3 separate regions of the Homo sapiens genome follow, and all the other regions are linked to region 1. A link is a contact called in ENCODE Hi-C or POLR2A ChIA-PET data. All regions are on one chromosome and are shown on one strand. Each heading gives the region's core, a stretch centred on a gene start or an enhancer-like site at or near the end of the contact. The rest is flanking DNA. Distances are from core to core; before and after follow the strand shown. Region 1 holds the start of SMIM3 (small integral membrane protein 3). Region 2 has its middle 12 kb from the start of SPARC. Region 3 holds the start of CLMAT3 (colorectal liver metastasis associated transcript 3).

Region 1 (4,048 bases), core at 1,037-3,536:
AAGCCTAAATGAGTTAATACAAGTAAAATGCTTAGAGTCATGCCTAGCTTATAGTAAGTACTCAGTAAATGGCAAGTATGATCATTATAACATCATTCCGCTTACTGGGCCAGTCAGGGTGGGGGAGGACAAGGCAGGGTGTCGCAATGCCAACACTTACTCCTATACCTCAATAAACTGTGTTTGTGAGTACACGTGCCCATTTTTTATACCACCGCCACACCCAACCAAGATATTCTCTTTCCTTGGAGGTATTTCCTTTGCATGTTTCAATCCATAGAGAAGAAATGGAGGCACAACGTTTAAAGGATTGGCGTATGGCTGAGAAAGCATCTGAGGCTGTGACTGGCCCTTATCCCCTTGGTCTGTCACCCCCAAGGGCCCAGGATCTGACCTGACCACAGGCCCCCAGAGTCTCTCATTTGTTTTGCATCTCTAACACCTCACCGCGACTCAGTGGTTCTCTGGCTGTTCTCTGGGACTCCCCAGATCTTTAGTGTCATGGAGCCACAGTTCTGAGGTTCGGAGAGGTCACTTGTGGGAGAGTTCATGAAGCATGACTTGTAACCCCCACAGCATGATTCACAGTCCCAGGACAGCTGGGAACAGGAGGTCCCGGCTGGAGCAGGAAAACACTTTTTAGTTTTTTTCAGTTGTCACTGCAGAAGCACATGATGTCCTAAAGCTCAGCTGTGCTGCTTTGCGTGTGTCTAGATGGCTGCTGTGCGGCCTGCATAAACCAAAGAGCATGTCATGCTCAACCACAGACAAACATCTGTTCCACTCCCATGTCTTCATTTTACAGATAGGGAAGACAAGGGCCAGAGAGGGGAAATGCCTCCATTAGGGTAATTCAGAGGGTCTCCTAACCCCCAGAGTACCTGTTCTTCCCGCTCCCACCTCCACCTAATTCAGGCATCCCCAATCCTTCCAAACTATGTGGCCACTGCAGTAGCAGCACGCATCATAGCAGATGTTCAAGGAATCTCTGATACTTGTGTGATTGCGCAGCCTTCACCACCACACCCTGGAGCTTTGAGGACCTTAGTATTCACCACAGATGAACCGGAGACTCCTCAGCCCCCAGGTGCAGCAGGATTCCAGCTGGTCCAGAAGAAACAAGTGCAGCTGCATAAGTAAGAGCCCAGCCTGGCCCTCAATCAGAATAACAGCCCCTGAGGTTTGTTTCAATTTGTGGGGGGGGCGGGGGGGGTTACACCTTTCATCCTTTCACTCAGTACATATGTATGGAGCACCTACTGTTAGCCAGGCCCTGCTCCAAGAGCTGAGAATGCCTCAGAGATGACGATAGACAGGCAGTCCCTACCCTCAAGAAACTGGCATGGGGGAGACTAGGGAGCAAAACAACCAGCAACTGGAACAACTACGTCCTCAGGAAAGGGACAGCTAACCAGCAGGAGGGAGCTTGAAGGAAGCCTTCTCTCCAAGATACTTTGCTCATGTCCTTTCTCCTTTGCTTTCTGCACGCAGAAAATGTTTTCCCAATTTCACTGATGGAAAAACAAGGATGGTGAAGCAGTTAGTGACAGAACCAGGGCTGGAACCCGCCACTCCTGACTCCAAACTCCTGGCGCCTTCTACACGGGGCCTCGAGAAAAGCGGGACAGGTAAGTGCAAAGACCCAAACCCAGCGCAGCGCCCAAGCAGGTGCTCAGGCCCGGGCGCTGAACCCTGACGCTGGGCCTGGAGAGCCAGGAGGTGGCAGTCTGCCCGAGGAGGAGGCTTCCCGAGAAGGCAAGGGCAGCGGACCCGGAGAGAAGCCAGTCTCCGAGTGGGGCTGGGGTTCGCCCACCCAAGCTCCGCCTCCCCCAGGCCCAAAATTCTGTGCACTAGGAGGCTCGAACTTAAGAGCTGACAGCAGGAGAAAAAGGAGGGGGTGAGGGCAAGAAATACAAAAGTGATGAAAAGGGAGAAATGGGGAGGAGAGACCGGACATAAAGAAGAACGTTGGGAGCCCGGGGAAAGGGGCCGCACTAGAGGTAGGTCGCGAATCCGAAGAGCTCCGCTCTGCCAGAGCCCCACAAACAATCCCCCGGTGGCCCCACTCACCCCAGATGGCGGCGAGTCTGCGGAAAGTTCCTGGGTCAGGGATGGCTCGGTGCTTCTCAGGGTCCCCAGGACTGCACGGGATCTGGCAGCTGGAAGCGACCCCCAGGCCTGGAACCTCAGCCCTAGGCAGCTCCTGGAACGTGCCCCGGCTCCTCCGAGCCCCGGGAGGCGGGAGAGCGCAGGAGCGGCCAGGACGCGCTGCTGGCTCTGGAATGCGCGGCTGCTGGGGACCGCCCCCGGAACGCCCGGTCCCGGGGCCCCGGCAACTCCAGCTCAGCTCCTCCTCCAGCGTCCCCTGCGGGCTGCGTTCGGGGAGAAAGGAACCTGCGAGAGAAGGGAGAGACCAGGGCGTCTCGGGCTCCCCTTCCACGTTGCCACACACTCGCCGCGTAGCCGTGGACATGTCGCTTGGCTTCTGAGGGTCTCCCCTCTCTGGATTGTAAACCGAGAGGGTTGGCCTAAAATGTGTCCTCCACGACCTTTCCAGCTATAGAGTAGACATGGGAAAGAAAGCCTAGCAAGTAGGTTTGGACAGAGGAGCCGGGACTCAGATCCTGCTTTGCGATGTCCGAAGTGTAGGGTCCTTCGGAGGCTTTGCCACTCTGTTTCATTCTCTGTAAAGTGGGAAAGGTAACACCTGTCTCCCAGTCCTGTTGTGAGGATTGGTTTAGAGGACCAGTGTGAAGCTGGTTGGTTCTCTGCCATAACATGACTTGGAGCATCCTGTTTATTTTGTGATAACAATGAAATAGCCCAATCCAAGGTGATCAAGAGCCCATTAGAATCCAGCATCTGAGAGGCTTCCCACGCCACTGTGGGTGGCCCAGCTTCCACGCAGGACAATGCCAATTCTGTAATCTTCTGCCCCCTCTATGTCATCCATGGAGTGAGGGGGGACTCCCGTCCCATGTTGGCACCCACACTTTTTAATTCACAGTGGTTTTCTTTAATCTTACTCTTCTGAAAAAAAGGAGCACAAGCCTTGACTATCAGTGAGACCTTGAGCAGTCTTGGAGCCCAGTAGTGTTTTGGAGGGTTTGGAAAGAGCCATACTGCCTTCCCCAGGCCTAAATTTGATATGGTGTGGGCCCCGAACTTAGAACTTACTCCATGCTGTTTCCTCTGATTCAGGGATGAGGTCAGCAGAAATGACCTCTAAATCATCATTATCACACGCCAGTTTCTTAAGGGAAGGACAGTGAGGATGAAGGGGATTCACATGAGAAATGATTTGAGAAAAACCCTAAGGGCTGTCACCCAACAACATGTTTTATTCAAAAGAGATAGTGTGGGAACCTAAAAACAAGGACAACCCAATTCTGAATAGTTTAATACAAAGCTCTCATTTAATAGTAAAAAAAGATTGAAGGAGGACAATCTTTTTTTTTTTTTTTTTTTTTTTTGAGACGGAGTCTCGCTCTGTCGCCCAGGCTGGAGTGCAGTGGCATGATCTCGGCTCACTGCAACAGGAGGACAATCTTAATATGACATTTTCCCTGGTTAGTGAAGGGGATGAGAGTTCCTTTGGGTGGACAACTGGTAACTCCATGTGCCCTGCTGTGAACATTGGCTTCCCTCTGGGACAAGGCAGAAGCTCAGGCCTGGAGCCAGCTGAGTCCTAGTCTCCCTTTCCATTTAGCAATTTATTAGTATCTCTTTAATATCGACTTGCCCTGGGACCCTAAAAGCAAGCCAGAAATAAAGTATGAATCCCCACAGGAGCATACCATGTTAAGTCTGCTGCCTAGGCTAGACTGATTTTGCAAAGAGAGCACTGAAGGGAAGAATAATGGATGCTGTGTTGGGATGCAGGAGTGGGGGAAATAGTCAATTTCAGCAACAAGCTTTTGTTACAGCAAAAGCCAGAAAACAGCTCACAACTTCCTTGGTCCTCTATTACAACCACTCCAAAGAGAAAACCATCAGGACCTGAAAGAAATAAGTAATACTCTCTTAGAGAGCCCCTGATACTTTGGGG
Region 2 (4,048 bases), core at 723-3,222, 920 kb before region 1:
GCAATTTGGGAGGTCGCAGCAAGAGCATCACTTGAGCCCAGGAGTTCAAGACCAACCTGGGCAACATAGAGAGACTCTGTCTCTAAATGAAAAAGAAAAGAAAAGAAAGAAATTCAAGATAGAAGTATAAATAAATAAATATAAAAGTCCCTCCCCTTCACCTCCATTTTCACTCCAATGTATCCCTTCCCCAGAGGCTAACATTACTTCTGGTGTTTTGTGCATGCATGGCTGATCTTGATCTCTGCTGCTAGCCTTTCTGTCTCTCTCTCTCTCTCTGACTCTGTGCATGGGTTCACTGGGTCTCAGTCCCTCTAACCTTTGTTTCTTCTGTTTCTCTGTGTGTCTCTTTCTCTGGCCTCTCTCAGTGTCCCTATGTCTCTTTCCCTTTCTATCTCTGCCTCTGCCTCTCACTCTGTCTCTTTCTTCATCTCTGTCTCATTCTATTTCTGCCTCTCTTATCAGAATACAGTTTTTAACAGTTAAAAACATGACTCATAAAAAATGAATAAAAATGAATAAAAAATGAGCACATGTTAATGATTTTTTTAACCCATTAATGAGGGAATAAGCAGCATGGTAAAGTTGGTTCAAAGAGAATTCAAAAAGAGATTATACAGCTACTGCATTGAAAGAATGCTGGAAAAAGGCTGCTGGGTAATATACAAAACCGGTTAACGCCCTGCAAGGCATTTGCACTGTCACCTCTGGGGTTCTTTTTTTTTGTTTTGTTTCTAATGGACAGAAACCTGCAAGTTAACATGTAACTTCAAAGTCAGAGCCCTCATCAATAGTAGGTAGCACAACCCCTAGAGAAGATGATCCCTGGATGGACTTGTCAGACCATGTTCCAGTCTAACACTGAGAGGACATGCAGTCACCCTTTTGCTTTGTTGCTAAGTTTCAGGTAAGTTTTCTTTGCATTTGTTTCTGTGTCTGTCTCATCTCTCTGTCTCTCTGTCTCCCACCTCTGTCTCTCTCTCTTTTTTTTTTTTTTTTTTTTGAGACGGAGTCTTACTCTGTCGCCAGACTGGAGTGCAGTGGCGGGATCTCCACTCACTGCGACCTCCACCTCCTGGGTTCAAGTGATTCTCCTGCCTCAGCCTCCCGAGTAGCTGGGGCTACAGGCATGCGCCACCACGCCCAGCTAGATTTTTTTTTTTTTGTATTTTTAGTAGAGATGGGATTTCACCATGTTGGCCAGGATAGTCTCGGTCTCTTGACCTCGTGATCTGCCCACCTCGGCCTCCCAAAGTGCGTGAGCCACTGTGCCCGGCCATTCTTTTCTTTTCTTTCTTTTTTTTTTTTTTTGAGATGGAGTCTCTCTCTTTCACCCAGGCTGGAGTACAGTGGCATGGTCTGGGATCACTGAAACCTCCGGCCCTCAGGTTAAAGCGATTCTCATGCCTTAGCCTCCCGAGTAGCTGGGATTACAGGCGCGTGCCACCACATCCAGCTAAGTTTTATATTTTTAGTAGAGATGGGGTTTCGACATGTTGGCGTGGCTTGTCTCAAACTCCTGACCTCAGATGATCCACCCGCCTTGGCCTCCCCATGTGCTAGGATTACAGGCATGAGCCACCATGCCTGGCCTCTGTCTCTCTCTTAATCATGGCAGACTCTCAGTGTCTGTCTCTCCCTTCCACTGTCTGACTCTGTCTGTCTTCCTTTGTCTCCTTTCTCTGTCTTGATTTAACAAACTTATTTTAATCACTTTCCCTTAGGGGTTGATCATGAGCCAGGACCTGCACCAGGAGCTACAGGGAGAGGACAGAGCTGAATCCAACATGCCCTTGACACTCTTTGTTTCTTTGCAGAATTGAAAGGAAATCAAATGGAAGTTCTGAGTGCTGGGAGAAGAGGAGCTGAGGGTGTGGGGACGTGGCAGGGAAAGGGAGGGCCAGCAAGCTGCAGTGGGCTGGAGTGAGCTCCCAGCTTCGGCTGGCTGGGCGGAGATGATTTCACACCACAAAAATGTCTGAATCAGGAGAATAACCTAACTTGGGATGGGGCTGGGAAGCGAGCCGTTCAGTGGGAGACGGGGGAGCTGGAGAGCTCAGCATTGGGCCAGATGGGGTGGCTGGCTATGATTTGTCCTGACCCTTGGGTCTCCCTAATGATCTTAGGAAAGAAACAATTCTTCTCCCATGCTGCAAGTGAAAGGGCAGAGTCCAGCCTCTAGAGAGATAGCAAGATAGACTTAGGGCTGCAACCCTGAAGAATCATGAAGTCTCTGCCAGCAAACTCAGGGATTTGAGTAAGGAATTCAGGGGAGGGAGAGAAGCAGGAGACAGAAAGAGGAGGAAAACACTGAATTTAATGGTCAAAAGGCCTTTAAGTTACATGGCCTCGTGAGTTTCAAGCATTTTATTAGCTGCAGAATCCTCGTTTACAATTAACATAGCAAAACAACAGCTGCCTCTAAGGGGTTCTCAGGAGGATCTGAACCCCATCATCTTGGTTCTCATCACCCACTGCCTGGAAACTATAACTTAACCCAATAGCCTCATTTTACAAATGAGCAAAATGGCTGGGCACAGTGGCTCACGTCTGTAATCCCAGCACTTTGGGAGGCTGGGGCAGGTGGATCACTTGAAGTCAGGAGTTCGAGACCAGTCTGGCCAACATGGTGAAACCCTGTCTCTACTAAAAATACAAAAATTAACTGGGCGTGGTGGCGGGTGCCTTTAATCCCAGCTACCCGGGAAGCTGAGACAGGAGAATTGCTTGAATCCAGGAGGCAGAGGTTGCAGTGAGCCGAGATCACACCATTGCACTCCAGCCTGGGCAACCAAGTGAGACTCCATCTCAAAAAAAAAAAAAAAAAAAAAAAATGAGCAAAGTAAGGCCCAGAACGAGAAAAGGATTTGCCCATATCATTTAATGATTGGGTGAGGAGCCCAGGTCTCTCGAATCCTTGTCCGGTGCTCATTTTGTTTATCTATCTATCTATCTATCTATCTATCTATCTATTTATTTTTGAGACAGGGTCTCGCTCTGTTGCCCAGGCTGCAGTACAGTGGCATGATCTCAGCTCACTGCAACCTCCACCTCCTGGATTCAAGTGATTCTCATGCCTCAGCCTCTTGAGTAGCTGGGATTAGAGGCATGCACCACCACATCTGGCTAATTTTATATTTTTAGTAGAGAAGGGGTTTCACCATGTTGGCCAGGCTGGTCTTGAACTCCTGACCTTAGGTGATCCCTCTGCCTTGGCCTCCCAAAGTACTGGGATTACAGGCATGAGCCACCGCACCTGGCAGTTTTTTTTTTCTTTCAAATAGGGTTTCACTTTGTTGCCCAGGCTAGAGTGCAGTGGCAGGATCACACCTCACTGCAGCCTTGACCTCCTTGGGCTCAAGTGATCCTGCCACCTCACCCTCCTGACTAGCTGGGATCTCAGGCCCATGCCACACCAGGCTAATTTTTGTATTTTTTGTAGAGCCAGGCCTCCCTGTGTTGCCCAGGCTGGTCTTGAACTCCTGGGCTCAAGTGATCTGCCTGCCTTGGCCTCGCAAAGTGCTCGGATTACAGGCGTGAGCCACAGCACCTGGCCTCTGGTTTTTCCTTTCGGGGAGATGCTGGGCTAATAGATGGAGTCTCTTCCTCCAGCTTCGGGGTGGACATAGGGACTGCCAGCTGCCTGCCTGCCCAGAGTGACCAAACTGAAAGCTTCCAGCAAGCAGGCTCGAGTCTTCCGTGGCTTCTGCTTGGATCTTGGAACTCTCCCCCTTCCCACAGAGCCCTGGAGAGCTTGCGATGCTCTGGGTCTTTGGATAGATCACCCCCTCTCTCCAGGGTTCATTTTTCTTCACCTGGAGAGCCAGTGGGCTGAAAATAAATGAGTGCATTCCAAACTTTTTTTTTTTAATTAACGAAACCGCCTTTGGAAATGAAATCTTACAAGACTATACTTTCAGGGATTATTTGTATAGTTCGTTACTAGAGAAGTTTCTCTGAAACGTAAATTAAAATTTTATTAAAAATTAAAAAATAAAAACAAAGTACAAATAAAAATAAAAAAGAAATGAAATTTTAGACAAAAGCC
Region 3 (4,048 bases), core at 816-3,315, 900 kb before region 1:
ATTAGCTTTGCAGGATGGACACAGGGCTCTTTGGTCAGTGGTAGTTTAGAGAGCCTCAGAGAGGTATCTCGTGGGGAGGCAGGGAGATGGCTGTGCATCTGGAATAGTTCAGCCGCTTCCCTTCCCTCCCATCTCATCATCTGGGGGAAAAGTGCTCTTGGACTGGTGGTGTAGCACCGGGTGCTGGGCAGGACCCAGATTTTGTGTTTGTGTTTACAGTTTTCTTCCAAAACTTTTAAGGTGTATTCCAAGATTTTGCGTTCTGTTCTTAACAGTCTCTCTGCATTTCTCCCCCACTCCCACTTGTCTGAGCGTAATTCCTATTAGGCTCACCCCAACTCCATGAGTGAGAACGCTTGCCTATTTGGAGAGGGCCTGAATTGTTGCATGACTTTGGACAAGTGCTTCCTCCCTCTCAACCTCAGATTCCCCATTAGGACAGTGGGACTAAGAACCCTTCCATGCCTGTCTGCCTACTTCCCAGCATTGTCAGAAGGCTCTAGGAGACAGTGTTATGTGACAGTGCTTTAGAAACTATGAAGCAGCACTATAAGACTTAGAGTTATTTTTCTCTTCTGGCTGCAACAGCAGGGATGGGGGTGGCAGGGAGGGTGAGTGTGCAGCTGGAAAAGGAATTCAGGAAGATGAGGAGGCAGGACAGACAGAAGAGCCGCCCAGCGAAACCTTCCCCTGGTCACAGAGGGGAGCGCGGTTACTCTGCTCATATGAAGGACGCAGACTCAGGGAAATGTCTGTCTTCCTGTCTTTCTAATCTGAAGCTTACTACATTTCCAGTCCTAGCTGGGCTATTTCTTCAATAACATGACTTCCCTGTCATTATAGCTCAGACAGGGTAACTTTTTGTTTTGTTTTGTTTTAGCTGCTATTTCACTTTGATCCTTCAACCTCAAACTATCTCAGACAAGTCCTTCCTTGATGTTTTCTTTTCTGTTCCATTTGTCCCAAGCCACATGCAGGAGTTATTTATCTTGCGTCTTCCAAAAGGGGAAGCAAGAAGGGAGATTTTTCCACTTAAGCCTGGGGAACAAGTGAACAACTGTGTGAGGGGAGGAACATTCCACAAGCTGCCTCAAAAGGGAAGACTAGACTCCTCTGGAAGTTGGGGTTATTGTGAAGCAATACCAAACCCCCAGGTCCTTTACATTTCTGTTAGTTTTACTTCATTCACTCTGTGCAATAGGGGGTGAGGTTTTGTGTCTCTTTAAGCCCAAGAAAGGACCATTATGAAGTGGGCTCTTCCTCTGCCTGTTTCTGCTTCCCAAATGCTATAGTACAAGTGAAGACATATGATCCCAGAGGAGACCATATGTGTCAAGACCAGAATGTGCTTGGGGTGTCTTAAGAGCATTTTAAGGACCGAGGCTGCCACTTCAAAGTTCACCTAGTCTACCCATTTCAATTGATAGATGGGGGAACCAAGGTCTAGAGAGACCAAAAGACTTGATACTACTGTGGTAGAACAAGACCCCCTGGCATTTAATTTCAAGCTGAGTATTTTTCTCCATGATGCCGGGTTACCTCCCACCACCATTTGGTCAGTTGAGAAGTCTTGGAAGAAATAAGGGATGATGAGCCTGACAGGGAGGTTTTGGGAGAAGAAAGAGGGAAGACATGGCCACTGTTGCTCCTGATGGAAGGTTATTTGTGGGTAGAGAGAGCAGGTTTGTTCTTTGTGGCTGCAGGGGAGATGGGGTAGACAGATCAGAAAGTTTGAGGGAGGCACATTTAGATCAGTAAAAGAAAGAACTTTCTAAAGTCACTTGAGAATGAAAAGCCATTTAGTTAGTGCAAGAAATGAAATGTCTCCACCACAGAGCCTCTGTTAGGAATAGCATTTTAGTTTTGAATCCTCAGAGGAGATACTGCTCCAAAATCCCTTATAGTCATGAGAGTATTAGAGTCTAGAGCTTGGCATTTAGAGAATGAGGCCTTAACAGTTACCAGAACAGAGGTATTTTCTAGATCTCAGCTAACATCCCCTCTGCAACACATGGAAGCATCTGGATGGTTTCCGTACAGGACCTAAAGAAGTGCTGTCTCTTCTGGGTAGAATGGAGAAAAATGTGGCCACCCTCAAGTTTCCATGGGTTACATTCCAAGACTATTGTTCTTTGTTTTAGAATGTGGATCTCATTGTCCCAAACTGGCAAGAAGTTCCTGCCTATTAACTTCTCCCATTGCAGAGGGAGTAGGAAGGAGGGGGAGGAGGCGACAGAGGAGGAAGAGGAGAGATTGGGTTTAGGGAAAAAAATAATTTTAGAATATCAGGGATTGAAGGGACCTTGAAGATGATCTGGTTTGGCATTGCCCAAACTTAACTAGTTAGCCCATCACCTTAGTTGAATCACTTTGCAAAAACTTTAATAAATGTATTACAAAAGCAGATTTTATATCACTACCATAAATGGAAAAAACTCTGTGTACCTTTGTCATAAATAGAAGGAAACTGTAAAAACAAACACATAAAAAAAACAAAACAACTTGATTCAGTTCCAGCTGGATATAACTTCCTGTGGAAGCTCTGAGCTGGAGGCTTATTCTCTTTTTGTTAAAAAAGGAGATAGATGAGTATAAAGGAGGTGTTTAAGACATCTTGGCACCAAACTGAGACTTTCTTCTCATATAAGCAGAATTGAAAGAATATTAAATGGAACCAACCTCCTCATGTTTTTCACTATCATTTAACTTGTACCATCTAACATTATCTTGCACATATCAGGAATTCAGAAGGAAATCTCCATAAGGAAGTCTCACCCTCACTGAACTCTCAATCTCTCCTCCCCATAGGGTTCCCAGCACCATGAGGGCCTGGATCTTCTTTCTCCTTTGCCTGGCCGGGAGGGCCTTGGCAGCCCCTGTAAGTACCTAAATATCATGTCTTCTTGTTTTCATTCCTACCGCTAGCACCAGGGGTTCTGAGCCTGCCAGCCCTGGATGCTGAAAGGGAACAGGGACTTCCCCATTTCAAGTTAGTGGTCTTTTTTTTTTCTTAAGTTAGGAAGCTCGGGATAAAAACTGGGATGAGGACCATTGGGTGGAGGTATCAGAGAAGAGAGAGTTCCATGTAATGTTAGATAAACTTCTTAGTAGTCAGAGCCTCCCAGCAATGAACTAGGATTGCTTTAGAAGGAAATGACCTCTTTGTCATATGAGGAATTCAAGCAGGCAGGAGACAGGATGTGGGGGATTTCTGGTAGGGGTGGTATTAGAAGAGATTCAAGCTATAGAGAGAGGAATGTGTTGGCTTCTGAAACAGTGAGGGTTGTTTGGTTGTAAGCAACAGTTCAATCTGACTAAATTGGGGAAGGAGGGGAAGATACAGAGGTAGATTATAATATTAAAGGCCTTGGGGAGGACTGGAAAAGGGCAGCTCTAGGCTTTGGGAGTTAAGAACTAATGGACAGTCTCTGAGATATTGCTGTCTGAATGAATCAACTCCAGCAATTTTCACATCTTGAGAGAATGTGCCAAGAAGGTTTTTATAAATTCAAAAAATGAGAGCCAATCTGGCTGAGCTTGGGTCCTGAGCCAGCTTCTTGGCCAGGTGAGAGTGGGGCCCCTTGATTGACAGACAGTTCCTCGAAGCATTGCATGCAGGGACAGGAGTAGTTATCCACAGCTCATCTGGAAGCCTTCACAAGGAGAGGAGGAAGAAACAGGGCAGGCAAAAAGTGCAATTTCTTTCAACCTGTGATCCCCTCATCCTCTGTTTACTAAGAAGTGGGAGTGATGGCAGACCCTGGCAATCTTGATCAGGCTGGTAGATGGAGGCAAAAGTTTCTCAAAGTTGGCATTAAGTTTTGAAGCAGCTCCAGCCAGCTAAGGGCCTCAAAGTTGTGTGTTTTCTTGCTTCCTCCTACTCCAAGTTGAAATGGCAAGAAAAATTGCCTAATAATACTACTAATAATATCACACTGTGAGGAAGATGATGACATCTGTTAAAATTCACAGTGTCATCCCCTCTGGATGTCAATTTTCCTATCTGTAAAGTGAAAGAATTGGTCTGGATCAGTGATTTTCAGACTTT

What was found. A loop is a pair of places that touch in the nucleus more often than their neighbours do. ChIA-PET counts read pairs that join two places held with the same protein, here RNA polymerase II (POLR2A). Pooled maps may share reads with other maps.
Region 2: a map with no recorded cell type shows a loop between it and region 1 (5-fold over the local background). The contact joins the enhancer-like site here to the promoter of SMIM3 in region 1. A Hi-C loop is called at or near these places in 2 of 37 single-sample maps with no recorded cell type and 1 of 50 pooled maps. POLR2A ChIA-PET finds 5 or more read pairs at or near these places in 1 of 52 experiments (BJ).
Region 3: a loop to region 1 is called in a map of ascending aorta, with 4 times the contacts of the local background. The contact joins the promoter of CLMAT3 here to the promoter of SMIM3 in region 1. A Hi-C loop is called at or near these places in 1 of 168 maps with a recorded cell type or tissue (ascending aorta), 1 of 37 single-sample maps with no recorded cell type and 7 of 50 pooled maps. POLR2A ChIA-PET finds 5 or more read pairs at or near these places in 1 of 52 experiments (BJ).

Annotation. Positions count from the first base shown.
Region 1 is chr5:150,776,995-150,781,042 of GRCh38, reverse strand. SMIM3 (small integral membrane protein 3) reads right to left here and starts at 2,286. Exons shown (of 2, transcript NM_032947.5): 1 at 2,071-2,286. LOC124901110 reads left to right here and starts at 642. Exons shown (of 2, transcript XM_047417995.1): 1 at 642-1,136; 2 at 1,492-4,048. The coding sequence starts at 1,922. The coding sequence ends at 2,563. RefSeq lists an enhancer at 903-1,764 and a silencer at 2,202-2,391.
Region 2 is chr5:151,697,240-151,701,287 of GRCh38, reverse strand. No RefSeq gene overlaps it. Among named protein-coding and RNA genes, the nearest start is that of SPARC, 12 kb to the right of the region's middle. RefSeq lists an enhancer at 1,008-1,829. Within about 2 kb of position 1,972, at least 24 of the 41 ENCODE cell types and tissues checked have a DNase peak (open chromatin) inside an H3K27ac peak, as active enhancers do.
Region 3 is chr5:151,674,962-151,679,009 of GRCh38, reverse strand. It overlaps CLMAT3 (colorectal liver metastasis associated transcript 3), which reads right to left and starts at 2,065. Exons shown (of 5, transcript NR_109873.1): 1 at 1,963-2,065. SPARC (secreted protein acidic and cysteine rich) reads left to right here. Exons shown (of 10, transcript NM_003118.4): 2 at 2,809-2,878. The coding sequence starts at 2,822.